Regions from separate parts of the Homo sapiens genome. Here region 1 is linked to region 2. Evidence: read pairs that join two places in POLR2A ChIA-PET (ENCODE). Cell type or tissue: CD4-positive, alpha-beta T cell. All regions are shown on one strand. Each heading gives the region's core, and the rest is flanking DNA. Links, peaks and the distances in the headings are about the cores only. Region 1 overlaps SAMHD1 (SAM and HD domain containing deoxynucleoside triphosphate triphosphohydrolase 1). Region 2 overlaps RBL1 (RB transcriptional corepressor like 1).

Region 1 (12,157 bases), core at 235-8,234, 85 kb after region 2:
TGAGGCTTTTTTTTTTTTTTTTTTTTTTTTTTTGAGACAGAGTCTCTTTCACTAGGCTGGAGTGCAGTGGCGTAATCTTGGCTCACTGCAACTTCGACCTCCCAGGTTCAAGCAGTTCTGTACCTCAGCCTCCTGAGCAGCTGGGATTACAGGCGCCCACCACCACACCCGGCTAATTTTAGTAATTTTAGTAGAGACGGGGTTTCACCATCTTGGCCAGGCTGGTCTTGATCTCCTGACCTTGTGAGCCACCTGCCTCGGCCTCCCAAAGTACTGGGATTACAGGTATGAGCCACTGTGCCCAGCCCCAAAATTGAGGCTTTTTATTTACCTTGTTGCAATTTATTTATTTTATGTATTCTTAACCACCTCAGATCTTTCCTGGAAAAATAATGAAAGTATCTATAGACAGGTCAGTTGGATTTGTTTTTAAATATTAATTAAAAGCTAACAGGGGCTGGGTGTGGTGGCTCACACCTGTAATCCCAGCACTTTTTTTTTTTTTGAGATGGAGTCTCACTCCGTCGCCCAGGCTGGAGTGCAATGGCACGATCTCAGCTCACTGCAACCTCTGCCTCCAGGGTTCAAGTGATTCTCCTGCCTCAGTCTCCCAAGTAGCTGGGATTACAGGTGCCCACCACCACGCCTGGCTAATTTTTGTATTTTTTAGTAGAGACAGGGTTTCACCACGTTGGCCAGGGTGGTCTTGATTTCTTGACCTCGTGATCCGCCCGCCTCGGCCTCTCAAAATGCTGAGATTACAGGCATGAGCCACCGTGCCCGGCCAATCTCAGCACTTTGGGAGGCCGGGGCAGGCGGATCACTTGAGATCATGAGTTCGAGACCAGCCTGAGCAACATGGTGAAACCCCGTCTCTAGTAAAAATACAAAAATTAGCAAGGCGTGGTGGCGCACGCTGCAGCTACTTGGGAGGCTGAGGCAGGAGAATAGCTTGAACCCGGGAGGCCAAGGTTGCAGTGAACTGAGATAGCACCATTGCACTCCAGCCTGGGTGACAGAGTGAGAATCAGTCTCAAAATAAATAAATAAATAAATAAAAGCTAATGGGTCGGTTGCTGATACAACTAATTATGTATATTTGATTATTTAATTTTTCTGTATTCTCTATTTACTCTGGTACAGAGTTGCTCTTTCAAACCAGATCATTTTCTTACCTGTCAGGAAATGCGTAAGTTAAAAAAGCATTCATAATCTTAGAGAAGGCGATGCCTCTGTTACATACAACTAAGCTGAGACGTTGGTCTGCATTTCCATTATGCAGTGTAGAGCCAGGAGGAAGTGGACAGGGAAGAATAGACAGTCTTTGAGATTTTCATGAAGTACTCACAGTATATTACTTTGGTTTTCTGTTTGTGTAGAAGCATTTTTAGTTAGGCACAACATGTGTCTATACTCAAATGTTCATTCATCAACAAATATTTATCGAACCTTACTAAGCCCTACCAAACCACAAAAAGATAACAATCGCCTCTGTCCTCATGTAGCTCAGAGTTCAGGGGAAAAGAATTTAGGAATGGCTCAGATGGAAGTGCTGGAAGTGCATTTAAGTACTTCATCTCCAATTATGTTGTAAACATTACAAAGCCAGATATTCCTACTTTAAAAAAAAACTGTGGTAAAATACACAGAATAGAAAATACATAGTCTTAAGTGTTTTTTAAGTGTACAGTTTAGTAGGGTTAAATGCATTCACATTGTGCAACCAATCGATTGCCAAAACTCTTATCATCTTACAAAACCAAACTTGCCAAAACTCTTATCATCTTACAAAACCAAACTTGCCAAAACTCTTATCATCTTACAAAACCAAACTTGCCGGGTGCAGTGGCTCACACCTGGAATCCCAGCACTTTGGGAGGCTGAGGCCAGTGGATCACCTGAGGTCAGGAGTTCAAGATCAGCCTGGGCAACATGGCGAAACCCCGTCTCTACTAAAAATACAAAACCAGCCGGGCATGGTGGAGTGTACCTGTAATCCCAGCTACTCCTGAGGTTGCAGTGAGCTGAGATCAGGCCAGTGCACTCCAGCCTGGGCAACACAGCGAGACTCCATCTCAAAAAAAAAAAAAAAAAAACACGAAACTGTATACGTATTAAACAACTCTTCATGTCTCCCCCCGCAACCCCCCGCAACCCCCTAGTAACTACCATTCTACTTTTTTTTTTTTTTTTTTTTTGGAGACGGAGTTTCGCTCTTGTTGCCCAGGCTGGAGTGCAATGGCGCAATCTCGGCTCACCACAACCTCCGCCTCCTCGGTTCAAGTGATTCTCCTGCCTCAGCCTTCCAAGTAGCTGGGATTACAGCCTTCCAAGCAGCCTTCCAAGTAGCTGCCTCAGCCTTCCAAGTAGCTGGGATTACAGCCTTCCAAGTAGCTGGCACCTGCCACCACGCCCAGCTAATTTTGTATTTTTAGTAGAGATGGAGTTTCACCACATTGGCCAGGCTGTTCTTGAACTCCCGACCTCAGGTGATCTGCCCACCTCAGCCTCCCAAAGTGCTGGGATTACAGGCATAAGCCACCGCACCCGGCCCTCTTTTTTTTGTTTATGAATTTGGCTACTCTAGGTACCTCATCTTAGTGAAATCATATAATATTTGTCTTTTTGTCACTGGCTTATTTCACTTAGCATAATTTCCTCAAAGTTCATCTATGTTGTAGCATGTGTCAGTATTTCTTTCCTTTTTTATTTTTTATTTTTTATTTTTAAATTATTTTTTATTTCCTTTTTAAGGTTGAATAATATTTTATCATATGTATCTACCACATTTTGTTTATACATTCATTTGTTGATGGATACCTGTTGCTTTTACCTCTTGGCTATTTTGAGTAGTGCTGCTATGAACATGTCTGTACAAATATATTCTCTTTCTTTTTTTGGGGGGAGGGTGGTGGGGACGGAATCTTGCTCTGTTGCCCAGGCTGGAGTGCAATGGCAAGATCTCGGCTCACTGCAACCTGTACCTCTTGGGTTCAAGCAATTCTCCTGCCTCAGCCTCCCAAATAGCTGGGATTACAGGTACCTGCCACCATGCTGAGCTAATTTTTGTATTTTTTAGTAGAGATGGGGCTTCAACATGTTGGCCAGGCTGGTCTCGAACCCCTGACCTCAAGTGATCTGCCCGCCTCAGCCTCCCAAAGTGCTGGGATTACAGGCGTGAGCCCCTGAGCCCAGCCAATCTTTTCAAGACCTACTTTCGTTATTGTGGGTGTATACCCAGAAGTGAAATTGCTAAATCACTGTGGTAATTCCGTTTTTAATTTTTGTGGAGCACCCATACTGTTTTCCATGGCAGCTACACCATAATACATCCCCACTAACAGTGCACAGGCTTCCAACTTCTTCACATCATGTCCAACACTTGTTATTTTCTGGTTTTCTTTTTTTAATAGTAGCTATCCTAAGGGGTGTGAAGTGGTATCTCACTGTGGTTTTGATGTGCATTCCTCTAATGATTGGTGATATTGAGCCAGAGGTCCTGCTTTTGGGATTCCGTTTGTGTGTGTTCCTGCCTAGTTCTGAAATATACTGTTCAGTAAAGTTGCCCTAAAGGTATGTTAGAATGTTTAAGGAAACATACTGAAGTTCTTGAGGACCAGAACTATCACTCCTCTTGCAAACAGAAAAGTGACTTTTTGTGTTTTTGCTCTGCAGGGTGGGGTATCTAGCAGGATGTCTAGTTCACGCACTGGGTGAAAAACAACCAGAGCTGCAGATAAGTGAACGAGATGTTCTCTGTGTTCAGATTGCTGGACTTTGTCATGATCTCGGTAAGCTGTACAAAGAGACAAAGTTGTTATGTAAAATCATAACATATGTTACCTCTCTTTGACGTTAAAAAATCAGATCAACCAAGAGAATATGGAAATTGTATTTTAATTCTTCAGTTGATGTTAGTATAAATGTACTGTTGCTTCTTCCTAGAATGATTCATAAGTAGAAAACATTGCTATTTTATTTTCTTGGCAACTTTCAGTGAATTTCTCATGTTAAACATCTTTGCTAAAGTGGTTTTTTTGTTGTTGTTTTTTTTTTGAGACAGAGTTTTGCTCTGTTGCCCACGCTGGAGTGAGTGGCTCATTATCGGTTCACTGCAACCTCCGCTTCCTGGTTTCAAGCAATTCTCGTGCCTCAGCCTCCCGAGTAGCTGGGATTACAGGCATGCACCACCATATCCAGCTAATTTTTGTATTTTTAGCAGAGACGGGGTTTCACCATGTTGGCCAGGCTGGTCTCGAACTCCTGACCTCAGGTGATCCACCAGCCTCAGCCTCCCAAAGTGCTGGGATTACAGGCATGAGCCACCGTGCCCGGCCATCATGTTTACTACAGGTTATATGAAAGGGCTTTTTGCTAGTGAGTTTTTCTTACTACTGCTTTTAGGATGATATGTGAATTTTATTTTTCTTTTATCCTTCTTATGCTTATTTTTTTTTTTTTTTTTGGTCTTTTTTTTTCTTCCTTTTTGTGGAGAACAGGATCTCGCTATATTGCCCAGGCAGGTCTCGAACTCCTAGGCTCAAGCTATCCTCCCGCCTCTCCTCCCTGAGAGCTGGGATTACAGGTGTAAGCCACCGCGCCTGGCCTTGTCCTTCTTATCAAATAAAATCACCATTTTTCCTTCGGTTATTTGGTGAAATCCATTTTTTTTCATATTTATAATCTCTAATCTGCCCAAGTGGATTAACACATTTAGAGAACTCCTTGTCTTTTCTGATCCATGTGAGGTCTTAGGCCACTTTAATCCAAGCAAAAGAATATAATCCTTTTCCTGTGACAAAGAGAAAGGGGACTGTCCCATTTATTTTTTTATTTTTGAGATGGAGTCTTGCTCTGTCACACAGATTGGAGTGCAGTTGGCACTATCTTGGCTCACTGCAACCTCCGCCTCCTGGGTTCAAGTGATTCTTCTGCCTCAGCCTCCCGAGTAGCGCCTGGCTAATTTTTTTCTATTTTTAGTAGAGATGCAGTTTCATCATGTTGTTGAAACTGGTCTCGAACTCCTGACCTCAAGTGATTCACCTCCCTTGGCCTCCCAAAGTGTTGGGAATACAGGCATAAGTCACCACGTTGGGCCGGGACTGTTCCTTTTAAATCATGGGGGTTTTTACCTCTATCCTTATAGTTTATTCCTACTTATTCAGGGACTCTGAGAGTTTGTGTGTACCCTCAGGGCAGGGGAAGGGAGGTGCATGCCACTGTTTGGATAGCCAGATACTTAAAGCAAGTAGGCACTCTTTTTATGTCCCCCGGAGACTTACAAAGAACCAATACCAGCCCCTAGATGATAAATTTGATGGATTCTTGGTATTTTGAGGGAGAATCATTGGGAAACCTTTGCCAGTCCCCAGGAGCCTGAGCACTGCATTAGCGAGCCTTTATGTGTAGCCTGTGACTTGCAAAGCAGGGCCAAGGCTAGTCTAGGTAGACTTCCCTCTCCAGTTAAGTGGCTCACTTCTTTTTTTTTTTTTTTCAGATGGAGTCTCGCTCTGTTGCCCAGGCTGGAGTGCAATGGTACGATCTTGGCTCACCACAACCTCCACCTCCCAGGTTCAAGCCATTCTCCTGCCTCAGCCTCCCAAGTAGCTGGGACTACAGGCACATGCCACCATGCCCAGCTAATTATTATAGTTTTAGTAGAGATGAGGTTTCACCATATTGGTCAGGCTGGTCTCAAACTCCTGACCTCAGGTGATCCACCCGCCTCAGCCTCCCAAAGTGCTGAGATTACAGGCATGAGCCACCACACCCGGCCAAAGATAGATTTTTTTAAGCTTGAGAGTTATAAGAGAAATTCTAATTTTTTCTTCCTGCACCCCAGTGGATTTTCTTTTTTTTTTTTCCCGAGACAGAATCTCGCTCTGTTGCCCAGGCTGGAGTGCAGTGGCGCAATCTCGGCTCACTGCAACCTCCGCCTCCCGGGTTCAAGCGATTCTCCTGCCTCAGCCTCCTGAGTAGGTAGTATTACAGGCGCCTGCCACCACACCCGCCTAATTTTTGTATTTTTAGTAGAAACAGGGTTTCACCATCTTAGCCAGGCTTGTCTTGAACTCCTGACCTCGTGATCTACCCGCCTCGGCCTCCCAAAGTGCTGGGATTACAGGCATGAGCCACCGCGCCCAGCCCCTTTTTTTTTCTTTTGAGATGGAGTCTTGCTCTGTCACCCAGGCTGGGGTGTAGTGGTGTGATCTTGGCTCACTGCAAGCTCCGCTTCCCAGGTTCACGCCATTCTCCTGTCTCAGCCTCCCGAGTAGCTGGGACTACAGGTGCCCGCCACCAAGCCCGGCTAATTTTTTGTATTTTTAGTAGAGACAGGGTTTTTACCATGTTGGCCGGGCTGGTCTCGAACTCCTGACTCAAAGTGATCCACCCACCTCAGCCTCCCAAAGTGCTGGGATTACAGGCATGAGCCACCACACCTGGCCCTAGTGGATTTTCTTGAAACTGCTATTTTAATCCAGATATTTTCAATCTGAAGATTTCAAAAAGTTTTTGGCATTAACATTCTTTTTAGTTACACAGAATTGTCCATTTATCAAGCCCTGTGTGGTGGTGCATGCTTGTAGTCCCAGCTATTCAGGTGGCTGAGGCAGGAGGATGACTTGAGGTCAGGAGTCCAAGGCTGCAGTGCATAATGATCATGCTTGTGAATAGCCACTGCACTCCAGCCTGAACAACATAGCAAGACTCTGTCTCTTCAAAAAACAACAAAAACTGCCCTTTTATCAGATTTATGTAAAACCTGGTGACTGGAGACTGCTCGATGGAGAGCTTACTTTTCCATGTTTCTGCTTCCTGTTCTCCTGTTTTAGAAATAGGAAGAAAGGGTTTGTCCCTTTTTGTGATTGTATTTTTAGATTATTAATTTCTTTTGCTATTCAAGTTAAACTAAAAAGATTAAAGAATTCAGTTTGGCTGAGTGTGGTGGCTCACGCCTGTAATCCCAGCACTTTGGGAGGCTGAGACGGGCGGATCACCTGAGGTCGGGAGTTCGAGACCAGCCTGACCAACGTAGAGAAACTCCATCTCTACTAAAAATACAAAATTAGCTGGATGTGGTTGCACACGCCTGTAATCCCAGCTACTCGGTAGCCTGAGGCAGGAGAATCGCTTGAACCCAGGGGGCGGAGATTGTGTTGAGCCAAGATTGTACCACTACACTCCAGCCTGGGCAACAAGAGCGAAACTCCGTCTCAAAAAAAAAAAAAAAAAAAAGGAAAAAGTTTTTGTTGGTTTACAGATGTTTTTCTTGTTCTAAGGCTGCTTTTGTTTTTAAGGTCATGGGCCATTTTCTCACATGTTTGATGGACGATTTATTCCACTTGCTCGCCCGGAGGTGAAATGGACGGTATGTATTCATACAGTCAATAGTCAATAAAAAGAAAGACTATTTAAGCAGGTTATTTAGTTAATTTATCTGTTTGGTTCCACTACTGTGTTATAAAATACTTCCCCATTACAGTGTCCAGGGTGCTTTCATTCACATATATATATATATGCTTTTGTTTGGTTCTCACAGTAGTCTGTAAGGAAGTTATCGTTATCTCCCTTTTTACAAATAAAGGAACTTGAAACTCTTGGATGTGTATTGATGCATCAAAAATCACAAAGCCGTTAAATACTGGAATCAGCAATACAAAACCAGTTGCCAGTTTAATACTCCTTCTGCTCCATTGTACTACTGTATAATAAAAGGCCAACTCCAGTTTTGACACATTTGGTATGACCACGAACTAACTTACCAGCCAAGTCATATATATTAAATGAATCATTTTAAAATTAGGCATTTGCAGGTGGCTGTCCCATATTTTGGAATCAATTTTTGAGAAGTAAAATTAGGTTGGTTTTTACTACACTGTATTTCTGGAACGGGAATAGAAAAAGGATATTAATATATATTGAAAACTTCTTACATGTCAACCACTTTTTTTTTCTCTCTCTCTTTTTTTGAGGTATAGTTCACATACAATAAGTTGTCCAGATCTTAAGTTCAGTGAGTTTTGACAGGCGTATACATCCATATGACTATTACCCAGTCAGGATATAGAACATTTTCATCTTCCTGAAAAATTCCCATGTGCTTTTTCCTAGTCAATTCTCACTCCCCCTCACCCCACCATCACCTTCTGATTTTTACAAACATAAATGAATTTTGTTGTTCTTAGACTTGATTAAGCAGAATCATATAGGAGGTCCTATTTTATGCCTTGCTTTATTTACTCAACATAATGGTTTTGAGATTTGTTCATGTTATGTGCCTCAGTAGTTGATCCTTTTTTTTATCGCCTACGTAGTGTGGCATTATGCAAATAAGTCACAATTTGTTTACCCTTTCTTGTTTTGTTGGAATTTGGATTGTTTTCAGGTTTTGGTTGTTATAAATAAGGTTGTCGTGCATATTATCGTACAAGATTTTGGTAGAAATACATTTTCTATGTTGTTGTAGTGTGGAAAGTTAATTACATTTTTAAAACAAGAAATACATTCAGCAGAAATACATTATTTTATAAAAATAAAAATAGATAAAATAAAGAAATACATTTTCATTTCACTTAGGTAAATACCGAGGAGCTAGAATTGCTGGGTCATATGGTAGATATGTATTTAATTCTATAAGAAACTACCAGAGTTTTCCAATGCGGTTGTACCATTTTACACTCCCATCAGCAACATACTGGAGTTCCAGTTGTTTTACAGCCTCATCAACATTTGACCTTTCAAATTAGCCCTTCTAATGAGTGTCAAATGGTATTTCATGGTTTGATTTTCTAATGTATGTTGAATACTATTTCCTGTACTTTGTACTTTGTTATTGATATATCTTCTTCTGCAAAGAACTCTCAACATTTTACTCGTTTAAAAAGTTTGATTGCTTGCTCTTTGATTACTGAGTTGTAGGAATTCTTTATGTATATATATGGTTAGGTATATGTATTGTGAATATTTTTCCCCAGTGTCTGGCTTGGCCAATTCATTTTTTCATGGTGCCTTTTGAAAAACAGACGTTTTCAATTTTGATGAAGTACTCTGGTTCTGCAAGCCAGTAAAATGGGTAGTTTCTCACCAGTTTTTCTGTCCTGGGGCCTGCCCTTAGGCAAAAAACCATAAAACCGGAATGTCACCCAGCACCTCTCCCTTCTAAGTATTGAGGTCTAACATCCACTTGGTTTTGGTCTCTCTCCAGGACCTTCAGGGAGTTGTCCAGAGCTTATAGTTGTTTTCTTCTGCAGTTGATCTAATAGGATCTTCTCAATCATTACCAAATCTATTCCTTTAAGCATTTTGCCTTTCACATTTAAATCCTTAGCTCGTGTACAATTTATTTTTGTGTAAGTATATGGGAGAAATCTTTTTTTTTCTTTTTTTTTTTTTTTGAGATGGAGTCTCACTCTGTTGCCCAGGCTGGAGTGCAGTGGTGCGATCTTGGCTCACTGCAACCTCCACCTCCTGGGTTCAAGCGAGTCTCCTGCCTCAGCCTCCTGAATAGCTGGGATTACAGGCATGTGCTACCACACCTGGCTGACTTTTGTATTTTTAGTAGAGATGGCTTTCACCATGTTGGTTAGGCTGGTCTCGAACTCCTGATCTCATGATCCACCCACATCGGCCTCCCAAAGCGCTGGGATTACAGACGTGAGCCACCGTGCCCGGCCGAGAAATCTAATTTTTTAATAGTTCATCCTATCCCCACTGACTGTAATACCAACCCCAACATTTATTAACTTCCCATATATGATGAATCATTCTGCATTCTGTTCTGTTTCCACACTTGTTACTTGGGGAAGAAAAAAAAAGAAGAAAAGAAATTTTTATCTGAGAAATATGAGCCCCTTTACATTATCAGGCCCAGAGAGGCATTGAAATAGAACAGCAATCATGTCACGCCCCCTTGAGCTAAATAATTATTATCTCTTGAAGCCAGCTGTTATGTGGGATGCCAGGTAACCATAAAATGCCATATATCCTGTACTTCATAATATGTAGCCAATCACTAACTAATGTTATTTCTGTAAGCCAGTGAACATTCCTGACTAACAACTTTTGTTATCACCTCCTCTTTGTGATCACCTCCTCCTCCTGATTTATGCTCTTTTCTTTTTTTTTCTTTTCTCTCCCTTCTGTCTCTGTCTCTCTTTTTCTCTTTCTCACTTTCTTTCTTTCTCATTCTTTCTCTTTTTCCCTTCCTTCCTTCCTTTCCTTCCTTTCTTTCCCTTCCTTCCCTTCTTTCCCTTCCTTTTCTTTCCCCTTCCCCCTTCCCTCCTTTCCCCTCCCCTCCCCTCAACAGGATCTTGCTTTGTCACCCAGGGTGGAGTGCAGTGGTGCAAACATGGCTTACTGCAACCTCGACTTCCAAGGCTCAAGCAATTCTCCCACTTCATCCTCCAGAGTAGCTGGGACTACAGGCACACACTACCATGCCCAGCTAATTTTTTATATTTTTTGTAGAGGGAGTGGGCCTCACTTTGTTACCCAGACTGGTCTCAACTCCCGAGCTCAAGCTATCTGCCCCGCTTGGCCTCCTAAAGTGCTGAGATTACAGGCCTAAGCCACCACACCTGGCCAGTCCTTTTTTGTTTAAAAACTTGAGCCTCTTTTGTTCTCCCCAAGCATTCCCCAAGGCAATTTGTAAATGTGTCCTCAACCTTGGCCCAAATAAACTCTCTATATTAAATATTTCTCAGCTCCTTCCTTTTAGGTTGACATACTTTATAATAAGATTTATGTTTTTATTTTTTCCTTTCTGTGGAGAACAGAGTCTTACTATGTTGCCCAGGCTGGTCTTGACCTCCAGACTCAAGCGATCCTTCCATCTCAGCCTCCCAAGTAGCTGGGGCCACAGGCCTGCACCGTCACACCTGGGTATTTATTTGTAGAGATGGAGTCTTACTATGTTGCCTAGGCTTGCCATGAAAGTCATACATCTTTGTTATACTTACTCCTAAGTTCCTTATAATTTTAGTTGTTATTATGGTCTGTGCTAGCTTTATGAAACTTAATTTTTTCTGTTTGCTAGTATATTCACAGTTGGCATTGATATATTTAAAACTACTATTTTGAAAATCCCTTACTTTATTTATTTATTTATTTATTTTTATTTTATTGTTTTTGAGAGAGGGTCTTGCCCTGTCACCCGGGCAGGAGCTCAGTGATGTCATCTAAGCTCACTGCAACCTCTGCCTCCCAGGGTCAAGTGATCCACCTCATTTTTATTTTTTAAAATACTCTCTCTTGGCCAGGCGTGGTGGCTCGCGCCTGTAATCTGAGCACTTTGGGAGGCCAAGGTGGGCGGATCACAAGGTCAGAAGATTGAGACCATCCTGGCTAACGGTGAAATCCCGTCTCTACTAAAAATACAAAAAAATTGGCTGGGTGTGGTGGCAGGCACCTGTAGTCCCAGCTACTCAGGAGGCTGAGGCAGGAGAATGGCGTGAACCCAGGAGGCGGAGCTTGCAGTGAGCTGAAATCACGCCACTGCACTCCAGCCTGGGTGACAGAGTGAGACACTGTGTCAAAAAATAAATAAAATACTCTCTCTTTATATATAGATATTTTTTTTCTGAATCATTAGAAAGTAAGTTTTGACCAGGCACAGTGGCTCATGGTTGTAATATCAACATTTTGGGAGGCCAAGGTGGGCAGATCGCTTGAGCCCAGGAGTTCAAGACCAGCCTGGACAACATGGTGAAACCCCGTCTCTACAAAAAAATTTAAAAATTAGCCAGGCATGGTGGGGTGGCAGGATTGCTTGAGCCTGGGAGGTCGAGGCTGCAATGAGCTGTGATCGTGCTACTGCACTCCAACGTAGGTAACAGAGTGAGAACTTGTCTCAAAAAAAGAAAGTTAGTTTTTAGACTGGACACAGTGGCTTACACCTGTAATCCCAACAGTTTGGGAGGCTAAGGCAGGAGGATAGCTTTGAGCCCAGGAGTTCAACACCAGCCTGGGCAACATAGTGAAACTGTCTCTACAAAATTATGAAAACATCAGCTGGTCATTGTGGTGCACACCTGTGGTCCTAGCTACTGAGAACGGGAGGATTACTTGAATCCAGGAGTTCAGGGATACACTGAGCTATGAATATGCCACTGAGCTCCAGCCTGGGTGATAGAGCAAGAGCCCTGTCTCTCAAAGAATG
Region 2 (12,157 bases), core at 2,763-10,762:
TGAAGGGCCGGGCGCAGGCTCATGCCTGTAATCCCAGCACTTTGGGAGGCCAAGGCAGGCAGATCACGAGGTCAGGAGATCAAGACCATCCTGGCTAACACAGTGAAACGCTGTCTCTACTAAAAATACAAAAATTAGCTGGGCATGGTGGCACGCGCCTGTAGTCCTAGCTACTCGGGAGGCTGAGGCAGGAGAATCACTTGAAACCGGGAGGCAGAGGTTGCAGTGAGCCAAGATCATGCCACTGCACTCCAGCCTGGATGACAGACTGAGACTCTATCTCAAAAAAAAAAAAAAGAATTAAAAAATTAAAAGATAAATGTTACTAACTAATCGTGTGTTTTCCAGAAGACTGTTAGAGTTCAGGCTTTGCCATTTCTAGCTCATCATTATAGAGAACAGGTTTAGCACTAATGGACAGTGAAGCAGGGGAAAAGAGTGACTTAAGTGAAGTTTATGATCACAGAGATCCCAGAAGGAATTCCTTTTTGGATCACTAATCCATTTTCTTCCTTTTGGCCACCACTGTGACTTCTGTCTAAGCATTAGAAACCCTACAGTCTGTCCTGAAATGTTAAAACCTAATCCTGTAATAGCCACTCAGTTTGATTGAGAATCATCACTGTAAGATATTTTTAATCCTTCGTATGTGGTTAATTTACTTTTAAGTAAGTACTTAAAAATTAATAAAACTGGAGACTGCAGGGAATTAAACAGATCTGAGTTTTCTTATATCTTTTTTTATATAAAGAAATGGATTTTCAGTAGAGTCACACCATAGCAGTTTCACTGCTTTTTGATTAATGAAACTATTAAGTGAGTCCCCACAGGCCACAAAGCCTGAACTTTAAAGGTAGAAAAAATCATAAATGTTAGTGGTTTTTAGTCATGGACTGGCCTGGGGTTAATGGTTTTCTGCAAGGTTGCTCTCAGTGCCAACTTATAATTGAAGTTTTGTTCAGAGCCATTTTTCTTTCAAAAAGCAGTTGATAAATGCGGTTTTTATTTTCCTTAGGTAACAAAAGAAGAAAGAACTTTTCAAGAAATTATGAAAAGTTATAGGAATCAGCCCCAAGCTAATAGTCACGTGAGTTACATTATTTTTCCTACTGTCCAAAAATAGATTTACTCTTTTCCACTGACAAGTTATATAAAAGGTAAACTTATTTTATAGTTTTAATATACTTCAGATTTTCTGTTTTAATGGATAACATTAAACTCAAGAGATAATTTCATTGAAGGACAGTTTCAATAGAAGCCAGGAAGTCTGACTGTTTCCGACTCATCCATATACTTTCATATACTTCTCATAAGTTCTGCCATTCCATTTGTTCATTTAATGAAAGATATGTATAATGGCTGGGTGCGGTGTCTCACGCCTGTAATCCCAGCACTTTGGGAGGTGGAGGCAGGTGGATTACCTGAGGTCAGGAGTTCGAGACCAGCCTGGCCAATATGGTAAAACCCTGTCTCTACTAAAAATACAAAAATTAGCCAGGCGTGGTGTCACACGCCTATAATCCCTGCTACTCGGGAGGCTGAGGCAGGAGAATTGATTGAGCCCAGGAGGCAGAGGTTGCGGTGAGCCAAGAGCATTCCACTGCACTCCAGCCTGGCCGACAGAGCGAGACTCTGTCTCAAAAAAAAAAAAAAAAAAGTTATGTATAATAATAATAATATTCTTTAATTATATGACTTTATTTTTTAATGATATTTAAACCCAGTGAAATTTGAGGATTCATTAACCTAACTACAGCTTCTTTTGCCATCTGCTAAGCATCCTAATGTTTGCATCTTTGAATAGATGTTAAACATTTCTGATTATATTGTTCTGACCGTGGTGAAAATTCCATGAAACCTTTCAGTCATGGTAGCAGAGTGGACTGGCACACAATAAGCATTTAATGAATGTTCATGTCATATTGTTGTTATTATTGTACCTGAAGAACACAAGTAAATTACCTTAAGGGTTTGATCATTCAAGAACCTAGTTGCTCTGCTCTTAGGAAGCATAATGGCCTCTTCTCTGGCCCTGGAAATTGTAGACAGAAAGAGAGAGGTAGTGGCCTAGACTGCAGACCAAAATAGAGATGTGGCCTCAGTATTAGTAGTTATATCCCCTTCTAAGAGAGCTTTGTTTAAGCCCTAAAATACATTATAGCAAGCAATATAGAGACATTTGAAGAACCAAGTACAGGTATTTGTTATATCCTGTGATAAGCTAAGAGTTTCTGGGCTTCTTCAGGAAAATCCCTCAGGAACAGAGCCTAGAAAGCTCTAGATTGTCCTTGAAGATCATTAAGGTGAGGTTAGTGTGAGTCAAGAATGGGCCAAGCCATGGTTCCCTGAATATCTTCTTAATACCAGTAACCTATAATACAGTACAAGGGGGAATGGATCATGCCTTTCCAGCTATCTCAGAGGTGAGAAATAGTTTAGGGGCAGGGAAGGGAAAAGATTTTCATGTGGCCATCTGAAAGGAGATGGGAATGGGCTGGGGGCAGAAAAACAAGCTGCATTAAGAACAAATGACTCTGGTCCAGGCGCAGTGGCTCACGCCTGTAATCCCACCAGTTAAGGAGGCCAAGGCAGACAGATTGCCTGAGCCCAGGAGGTCAAGGCTACAGTGAGCCATGATTGTGCCACTGCACTCCAGTCTGAGCCATAGAGTGAGACCCTGTCTCTAAAAAAAAAAAGAAAAAAAAGACCAATTGATTGTTGTGTAAGGAATTAAGAAGAAGGAGGAATTAATTCAGGTCTTTTGTTTTTTGTTTGTTTGTTTTATTTTGTTTTGTATTTGAGCAGAGTCTTGCTCTGTTGTCCAGGCTGGAGTGCAGTGGTGCGATCTCAGCTCAATGCAACCTCCACCCACTGAGTTCAAGCAGTTCTGCCTCAGCCTCCCTAGTAGCTGGAATTACAACTGTGCGCTACCACACCCAGATAATTTTTGTATTTTTAGTAGAGATGGGCTTTCACCATGTTGGCCAGCTGGTCTTGAACGCCTGGCCTCAAGTGATCCACCCACCTCAGCCTCCCAAAGTGCTGGGATTACAGGTGTGAGCCACTGCACCTGACCAAATTCAGGTCTTTAAAGTTGCTTTCATTTAGTAAAACCTGATCATCAGTCTTTAGTTGCTATTTCTTCTGTTTTATAAACTAAGCCCATCTTAGATGGTAGGCTCTTCTCCAGTATCCCCTCTTTTATGGTATGTGTTATAATCTATACTTACTAGAGCTAATAACATTTTACCCTTGAGTATCACTTATACAGACAAATAGTTTTTAATTGGTTTGATATTTTGCTCTTCTCACTTTGATTTTGTTTAACCTGTACCTCTGTGACTGAGCTGTCCTTTTCTTCCCCTCTGGCATGTAGGTATATAGAAGTGTTCTGCTGAAAAGTATTCCAAGAGAAGTTGTGGCATATAATAAAAATATAAATGATGACTTTGAAATGATAGATTGTGGTAAGTTATCCAATTTAACATATTATATGTAAAACACATTGGATCACACTGTACATAATACAGTGGGTGTCAGACAACATGGAAATGTGAATCATAAGGAGGTGAGGTGGACAATGCATATGTTTTGAAAACAAATAAGTTTGAGATTAGAATGTGCTGGTATAGTTTATTGAAACCATTAATTTGTCCCCTGTTAATTGTGTTTTGGAAGAAGTTTTCTAGTCTACTTATACATGTTAATGAAACACGTAAAAGAGACTTAATAAAATTCTAAAATCTGAATGACAGGGAAAACAAGGTAGCTGACAGTAATCTTCCCGAGGAGTCTGTTAAGAAAATGTCCCGGCTGGGCATGGTGGCTCACACCTGTAATTCCAGCACTTTGGGAGGCCAAGGCGGGTGGATCACGAGTTCAAGAGATCAAGGCCATCCTGGCCAACATGGTGAAACCCCATCTCTACTTAAAAAAAAAATACAAAAATTAGCTAGGTGTGGTGGTATACGCCTGTAGTCCCAGCTACTCAGGAGCCTGAGGCAGGAGAATCGCTTGAAACCAGGAGGCGGAGGTTGCAGTGAGCTGAGATCACGCCACTGCACTCCAGCCTGGCGGCAAAGTGAGACTCTGTCACACACACACACACACACACACACACACACAAGAAAATGTCCTGTTCATATAAGTATTACTTATAGGTAATTCTGCTACCACAGGCAAGACTGCACCCTCTTGCCACCATCATGCTAAGACTTCAGGCACTAGTAATCTTTTTTTTTCAAAGAAAGAAAAATCAAATGGTTAGTATTCATACACCTCTTCTGCCTACCTCCTTTCCCTTGTCTCATCTTTCCATGTATTTCAGGTGTATGTAATATATACATGTGTATATACTATGATTTTTTTTTTTTGAGATAGGGTTTTGTTCTGTCACCTACACTGAAGTGCAGTGGTATGATCATGACTCACTGCAGCATGGACATCCCAGGCTCAATCAATCCTTCCACCTCAGCCTCCCGAGTAGCTGGAACTGCAGGCATGCACCATCACCCTGGCGAATTTTTATATTTTTTGTAGAGACGGGATTTTGCCATGTTTGCTCAGGCTGGTCTCGAAATCGTGAGCTCAAGTGATCCGCCCACCTTGGCCTCCCAAAGTACTAGGATTACAGGCATGAGCCACTGTGCTAAGCCTAGGTACTGTGATTTCTTTAATGCCACAGTGTGAGACATTTAGGTCATTTCTCCTTTTCTTGTCTCGTCTTGTCTCGTCTCGTCTCGTCTTCTCTCCTCTCCCCTCTCCTCTCCTCTCCTTTCCTCTCTTCTTCCCATCCCCATCCCCCTCCTCTCCCCCTCCCCTGCCCTCCTTTCTCTTTTATTTTTTCTTTTCTTTTCTTTTCTGAGACAGGATCTTACTCTGTTACCCAGGCAGGCATGCAGTGGCACAATCATGGCTCACTGCAGCCCTGACCTCCGGTGCTCCTTTCATCTCAGTCTTGTGCCACACCCAACTAATTTTTTGTAGAGGTGGGATTTTGCCATGTTGCCCAGGCTGGTCTCCAACTCCTGGGCTCAAGCAGTCTCCCTACCATGGCCTCCCAAAGTGCTGGGATGACAGGTGTAAGCCACCATGCCTGGCCAGGTTGCTTCTAATTATGCACAGCTCTGTGATGAGCATCATTTGTAGCTTAATCTTTAGGCCACATCCTTAGGATAAATTCTTAAGAGAAAATCTGATGAATTAAAGCAAATTTTTAAATTATAAAAATATCCATAATCATTATGGTGTCCACTGGGATATAAACTTTTAAGATTTCATTCACCAAAAAGATCTTTTAATAATGTCCTAGAATCTGACTCCGTTTGAGGATAATAGGCCAAACTCAATTCTTTTTACATAAGTGTATTATTCTGGAGCCTTTTCAAGGCAACGAGGAGTATATAAGACAGTAACCCTAGCCGGGTGTGGTGGCTCACACCTGTAATCCCAGCACTTTGGGAGGCCAAGGTGGGTGGATCATCTGAGGTCAGGAGTTCGAGACCAGCCTGGCCAACATGGCGAAACCTTGTCTCTACTAAAAATACAAAAATTAGCTGGGCATGGTGGTGAGCACCTGTAATCCCAGCTACTTAGGAGGCTGAGGCACAAGAATTGCTTGAACCCAGGAGGCAGAGGTTGCAGTGAGCCAAGATCACACCACTGCACTCCAGCCTGGGTGACAGCGTGAGACTCCATCTCAAGAAAAAAAAAAAAAAAAAAAAACCGCTGGGCACGGTGGCTCACGCCTGTAATCCAGTACTTTGGGAGGCCGAGGCGGGTGGATCACAAAATCAGGAGTTCAAGACCAGCCTGGCCAAGATGGTGAAACCCGTCTCTACTAAAACTACAAAAATTACCAGGTGCAGTGGCAGACACCTGTAATCCCAGCTACTCAGGAGGCTGAGGCAGGAGAATCACTTGAACTTGGGCGGCAGAGGTTGCAGTGAGCCAAGATCCTGCCACTGCACTCCAGTCTGGGCGACAGAGCTAGACTCTATCTCAAAAAAACAAACAAGCCCGGGTGCGGTGGCTCACGCCTGTAATCCCAGCACTTTGGGAGGCCGAGGCAGGTGGATCATGAGGTCAGGAGATCCAGACCATCCTGGCTAACACGGTGAAACCTCGTCTCCACTAAAAATACAAAAAATTCTCCGGGCGTGGTGGCGGGCGCCTGTAGTCCCAGCTGCTCCAGAGGCTGAGGTAGGAGAAGGGCATGAGCCCAGGAGGTGGAGCTTGCAGTGAGCGGAGATCGCGCCACTGCACTCTACCCTGGGCGACAGAGTGAGACTCCATCTCAAAAAAAAAAAACAACAACAAAAAAAGCCATTTTCTATATTTGTTATACATGTTGCTTACCTATCCAGGGTGGTTTTTCTGTTCCTACAAAACCAGACATCAGAGGTTAGCTAGAAAGCTGTGGATCACTTGCCTGTTTTGTGTTTTTTCTATGAGAAACTAACTGCTAGCAAGTATCTGAGCTACAAGAGCAGTGAAGTTCCAGAGAGTAGAAGTAAGCAAAAGATAATAGACGATGTCGTTTTCTGTTTTGTTTTCTTTTTGATAAGTATCTGCCAAAGAAACTTGGGTGACTGAGAGTTTGCCACTTCCTGTATATATAGGTTTCAGATCAAATTCTGCTACACAATTTCTTTCTTTCTTTCTTTTTTTTTTTTTTTTTTTTGAGATACAGTCTCACTCTTGTTGCCCAGGCTGGAGTGCAATGGTGCGATCTCGGCTCACTGCAACCTCCGCCTCCCAGGTTCAAGTGATTCTCCTGCCTCAGCCTCCCGAGTAGCTGGGATTACAGGCACCTGCCACCAGGCCCAGCTAATTTTTGTATTTTTAGTAGAGATGGGGTTTTGCTATGTTGGCCAGGCTGGTCTTGAACTCCTGATCTCAGGTATTCCACCCGCCTTGGCCTCCCAAAGTGCTGGGATTACAGGCGTCAGCCACTGCACCTGACCTTTTGTTTGTTTGTTTTGAGACCATGTCTTGCTCTGTCACCCAGGCTGGAGTACAGTGGCACAGTCACAGCTCACTGCAGCCTTGACCTCCCAGGCCCGAGTGATTCTCGACTCAGCCACGTCCTGGCTAATTTTTATATTTTTTGTAGAGATGGGGTTTCACCATGTTGCCAAGGCCAGTCTTGAACTCCTGGGTTCAAGTGATCCATCTGCCTTGGCCTCCCAAAGTGCTGGGATTACAGGCGTGAGTCACCGCACACTGCCTTACATACGGTTATTAACTAGATATATTTATTAGCAAGTAAGCAAACAACCATTGTTACAGATCCTGTACAGTGGTGGTGGCACAGGGCAGGGAGAATATCCAGTGATAATGAACTCAGGAATTCTGGCACTCAAAAAGAGAGAACACAGTGGCTTACATCTACAATCCCAGCACTTTGGGAGGCCAAGCCAGGAGGGTGGCTTGAACCCAGGAGTTCAAGACCATTGTGGGTAACATAGTGACAGCCTATTGCTACAAAAAATTTTTTAAAATAGCCACACATGGTGGTGGGCTTCTGTAGTCCAAGCTACTCAGGAGGCTGAATTGGGAGGTTGGCTTGAGCCCAGGATGTCAAGGCTGCAGTGAGCCATGATCTTGCCGCTGTACTCCAGACAGAGCAAGACCCTGTCTCAAAAAAAAAAAAAAAAAAGAGAGAAAGTTATGTAGGAGGATATACAGTCAGACAAGTCTATATTCAGATAAGTCACCTTCCAGTTCTTAGAGCTATGGTTAGATGCTATGACCCAGATTTGGACACACCAAAGAACACCAACTTGGGAAAAACAGTTCTGGTTCTATAAACAAATTCATTATGAGTTGTAAAATAATTACTGTTTAAAAAGCACACACACAATTTATATATCCTATGCAGTAAGTTCATATATCCCAGTTCTATGTCTGACCAGCACCCATAGAAAAGATTTGCTCAAGAACAGGTGCCAAGATTTCAGATGCAGGATTCAGTCAACCTTAAGGCTACCATCAAGCAAATACCGTGGATCAGAATTCAGGGCTGGACACAGGACTTCTCAGAGCTTTTAGCCTTAACATTATTATCCCTAAGAGTAAAGCTGAGAGACTTCACTGGATCTTTCATCCCTTTCATGGCTATTGAGGGTAGTGTCTCAAATTTTTTTTTTTTTTTTTTTTATTGATCATTCTTGGGTGTTTCTCGCAGAGGGAGATTTGGCAGGGTCATAGGACAATAGTGGAGGGAAGGTCAGCAGATAAACAAGTGAACAAAGGTCTCTGGTTTTCCTAGGCAGAGGACCCTGCGGCCTTCCGCAGTGTTTGTGTCCCGGGGTACTTGAGATTAGGGAGTGGTGATGACTTTTAACGAGCATGCTGCCTTCAAGCATCTGTTTAACAAAGCACATCTTGCACCGCCCTTAATCCATTTAACCCTGAGTGGACACAGCACATGTTTCAGAGAGCACAGGGTTGGGGGTAAGGTCACAGATCAACAGGATCCCAAGGCAGAATAATTTTTCTTAGTACAGAACAAAATGAGAAGTCTCCCATGTCTACCTCTTTCTACACAGACACGGCAACCATCCGATTTCTCAAATCTTTTCCCCACCTTTCCCCCCTTTCTATTCCACAAAACCGCCATTCTCATCATGGCCTGTTCTCAATGAGCTGTTGGGTACACCTCCCAGACGGGGTGGTGGCCGGGCAGAGGGGCTCCTCACTTCCCGGTAGGGGCAGCAGGGCAGAGGCGCCCCTCACCTCCCCAACGGGGTGACTGGCCGGGCGGGGGGCTGACCCCCCCACCTCCCTCCCGGACGGGGCGGCTGGCTGGCGGGGGGGCTGAACCCCCCACCTCCCTCCCGGACGGGGCGGCTGGCCGGGCAGAGGGGCTCCTCACTTCCCAGTAGGGGCGGCCAGGCAGAGGCGCCCCTCACCTCCCTGACGGGGTGGCTGGCCGGGCAGGGGGCTGACCCCCCCACCTCCCTCCCGGACTGGGTGGCTGGCCAGGCGGGGGGCTGACCCCCCCACCTCCCTCCCGGACGGGGCGGCTGGCCTGGCGGGGGTTGACCCCCACCTCCCTCCCGGACGGGGTGGCTGCCGGGCGGAGACGCTCCTCACTTCCCAGACGGGGTGGCTGCTGGGCGGAGGGGCTCCTCACTTCTCAGACGGGGCGGCTGGGCAGAGACGCTCCTCACCTCCCAGACGGGGTCGCGGCCGGGTAGAGGCGCTCCTCACATCCCAGACGGGGCGGCGGGGCAGAGGCGCTCCCCACATCTCAGACGATGGGCGGCCGGGCAGAGACGCTCCTCACTTCGTAGATGGGATGGCGGCCGGGAAGAGGCGCTCCTCACTTCCTAGATGGGATGGCGGCCGGGCAGAGATGCTCCTCATTTTCCAGACTGGGCAGCCAGGCAGAGGGGCTCCTCACATCCCAGACGATGGGCGGCCAGGCAGAGACGCTCCTCACTTCCCAGACGGGGTGGCGGCCGGGCAGAGGCTGCAATCTCGGCACTTTGGGAGGCCAAGGCCAGGCGGCTGGGAGGTGGAGGTTGTAGCGAGCCGAGATCACGCCACTGCACTCCAGCCTGGGCACCATTGAGCACTGAGTGAACCAGACTCCGTCTGCAATCCCGGCACCTCGGCAGGCCGAGGCTGGCGGATCACTCGCGGTTAGGAGCTGGAGACCGGCCCAGCCAACACAGCGAAACCCCGTCTCCACCAAAAAAATACGAAAACCAGTCAGGCGTGACAGCGCGCGCCTGCAATCGCAGGCACTGGGCAGGCTGAGGCAGGGAGGTTGCAGTGAGCCGAGATGGCAGCAGTACAGTCCAGCTTCGGCTCGGCATCAGAGGGAGACCGTGGAAAGAGAGGGAGAGGGAGACCGTGGGGAGAGGGAGTGGGAGAGGGAGTCAAATATTTTAACCAATCTGCTTATCTTAAATACTTTTGATTTCCTGAACATGAGCTCATTTTTAGCATTAGTCACACTTAATAAACATTCATTATTTTCATCAGTAAAAACCCATTTCTGGCTGTACATGGTGGCTCACACCTGTAATCCCAGCACTTTGGGAGACCGAGGCGGGCAGATCACTTGAGGTCAGGAGTTTGAGACCAGTCTTGCCGACATGGTGAAACCCCATCTTTACTAAAAATACAAAAATTAGCCAGGCATGGTGGTAAGCACTTGTAATCCCTGCCACTTCGGAGGCTGAGGCAAGAGAATTGCTTGAACCCTGGGGGCTGAGGTTGCAGTGAGCTGAGATTGTGCCACTGCACTCCAGCCTAGGCAACAGAGCAAGACTCTTTCTCAAAAAAAAAAAAAAAAAAATTCTGACCTTGAGTATGTTAATGAGCAAAGCATTGGTCATTGACTGAGATATGCCTAGCAGAAACTGTTGGAGTGGAGAATGAATTTCCTGATTAAAACACCAGCTCACTCCTCATGGGCTGTGAATTCTTCAATGTCATGTTAGCAGACTGCTCCAGAGTGGCAGTCTTGATTAGAATACTTGTGAGACCCAGGTTATAGCTTAACCTAAGTAACACAAACATAACACTGTACTCAAGTGTATTGTAGTTAATTGAAAACTTTACATTGCTTCCTTAGAAACTTGTTTTAAGGATTAAAAAGAATTATATTTAGGCTGAGTGTTGTGGCTCATGCCTGTAATCCCAGCACTTTGGAAGGCTGAGGCAGGAGGATCCCTTGAGCCCGGAAATTAAAGACCAGCATGAGCAACACAGCAAGACCCCTGTCTGCAAAAAATGAAAATAAAAAATTAGCTGGGCATGGTGGCTCACACCTGTAGTCCCAACTACTTGGGAGGCTGAGGCAGGAAGATCACTTGAATCCAGGAATTTGAGATTGGAGTGCACTATGATTGCACCACTGCACTTCAGCCTGGGTGATAGAGCAAGATCTTGTCTCTAAAAATAAAAAAGATAATTATATGTATATGTATGTATGTGTGGACACACACACACACACACACACACACACATAGTCATGTGCCATATAATGATGTTTGAGTCCGTGATGGTCCACACATACAACAGTGGTCCTATAAGATTATAGTGCTGTATTTTTACTGTACCTTTTCTATGTTTAGATATATTTAGATGCACAAATACTTGCCATTGTGATACAATTGCCTGTGGTATTCAATACAGTAACATGCTGTACAGGTTTGTACCTTAGGAGCAATATACTATACCATCCAGCCTAGGTGTGTAGTTGGCCATACAATCTAGGTTTGTGTAAGTATATTCTATAGTATTCTCATGACAAAATCATTTCAACAATGCATTTCTGAGAAGATAACCCATCATTATGCAATACACAACTATGTATACATATATGCATATATATAATATTTAATACAGGGCTTGTTCATAGTAAGGCCTTAGTAATAGCTATTATTTATAAGCAATATCAAATTTATTGTATTAATGAGTATGGCTTTTTTAGCATTAGTCACACTTAATAAACATTCACTATTTTCATCAGTAAAAACCCATTTCTGGCCGGACATGGTGGCTCACACCTGTAATCCCAGCACTTTGGGAGACCGAGATGGGGTCTCACTGTGTTGCCCAGACTGGTCTTGAACTCTTGGGCTCAAGTGATCCTCCCACCTCAGCCTCCCAAAGTGCTGGAATTACAGGCATGAGCCACCATACCCGGCCAAGTATGTTTTTTTAAATGTCTTTTTTTTCTTCAGTTTTTTTTTAATTTTAGAGATGAGATCTTGCTCTGTTGCCCAGGCTGGAATGTAATGGGGCAATCATAGCTCACTGCAACCTTGATTTCCTGGGTTCAAGCGATCCTGTCATCTCAGCCTCCCAAGTAGCTAGGGCTAAAGGTGCATGCCACCACACCTAGTTTTTAAATTTCTTTAATTTTTAAAAAAATTTTTATAGAGACAGGGTTTCACCACACCCAGCCTCCCACAATTTTAAATGTTTGGTTCATTCAAGTAAAGTATAGCTCCTTACCTTATGTTAGTATTAACAGCTGGAATTGGAATGACACAGAAATATAGAGACACTATAGTCTCTGTCTCAAGAAATTTCTAATCTAAGGAGGACATTAAATAATTTTAGACCAGGCGTGTTCGCTCATGTCTGTAATCCCAGCACTTTGAGAGGCCAAGGTGGGAGGATCACTTGAGCC

Evidence for each region. ChIA-PET counts read pairs that join two places held together with the same protein. Peaks named below come from ENCODE experiments on the same cell type or tissue, not always from the same donor. Only the 100,000 strongest peaks of a DNase experiment are listed, where the experiment ranks them.
Region 1: POLR2A ChIA-PET joins it to region 2 with 10 read pairs; 10 of 35 experiments call an interaction of 5 or more read pairs at or near these places.

The regions. Positions count from the first base shown.
Region 1 is chr20:36,922,394-36,934,550 of GRCh38, reverse strand. SAMHD1 (SAM and HD domain containing deoxynucleoside triphosphate triphosphohydrolase 1) reads left to right here. Exons shown (of 16, transcript NM_015474.4): 5 at 3,676-3,791; 6 at 7,299-7,369. Among named protein-coding and RNA genes, the nearest start is that of SAMHD1, 23 kb to the left of the region's middle. In CD4-positive, alpha-beta T cell, for the core only: no CTCF peak of the experiment used is centred there; a DNase peak (open chromatin) is centred at 3,720; H3K4me3 peaks cover 445 bases; H3K27ac peaks cover 3,142 bases.
Region 2 is chr20:37,009,589-37,021,745 of GRCh38, reverse strand. It overlaps RBL1 (RB transcriptional corepressor like 1), which reads left to right. Exons shown (of 22, transcript NM_002895.5): 18 at 1,016-1,087; 19 at 3,377-3,467. It also overlaps the pseudogene RPS3AP3. Among named protein-coding and RNA genes, the nearest start is that of SAMHD1, 64 kb to the right of the region's middle. RefSeq lists an enhancer at 9,033-9,974. In CD4-positive, alpha-beta T cell, for the core only: no CTCF peak of the experiment used is centred there; a DNase peak (open chromatin) is centred at 6,415; H3K4me3 peaks cover 1,068 bases; H3K27ac peaks cover 3,525 bases.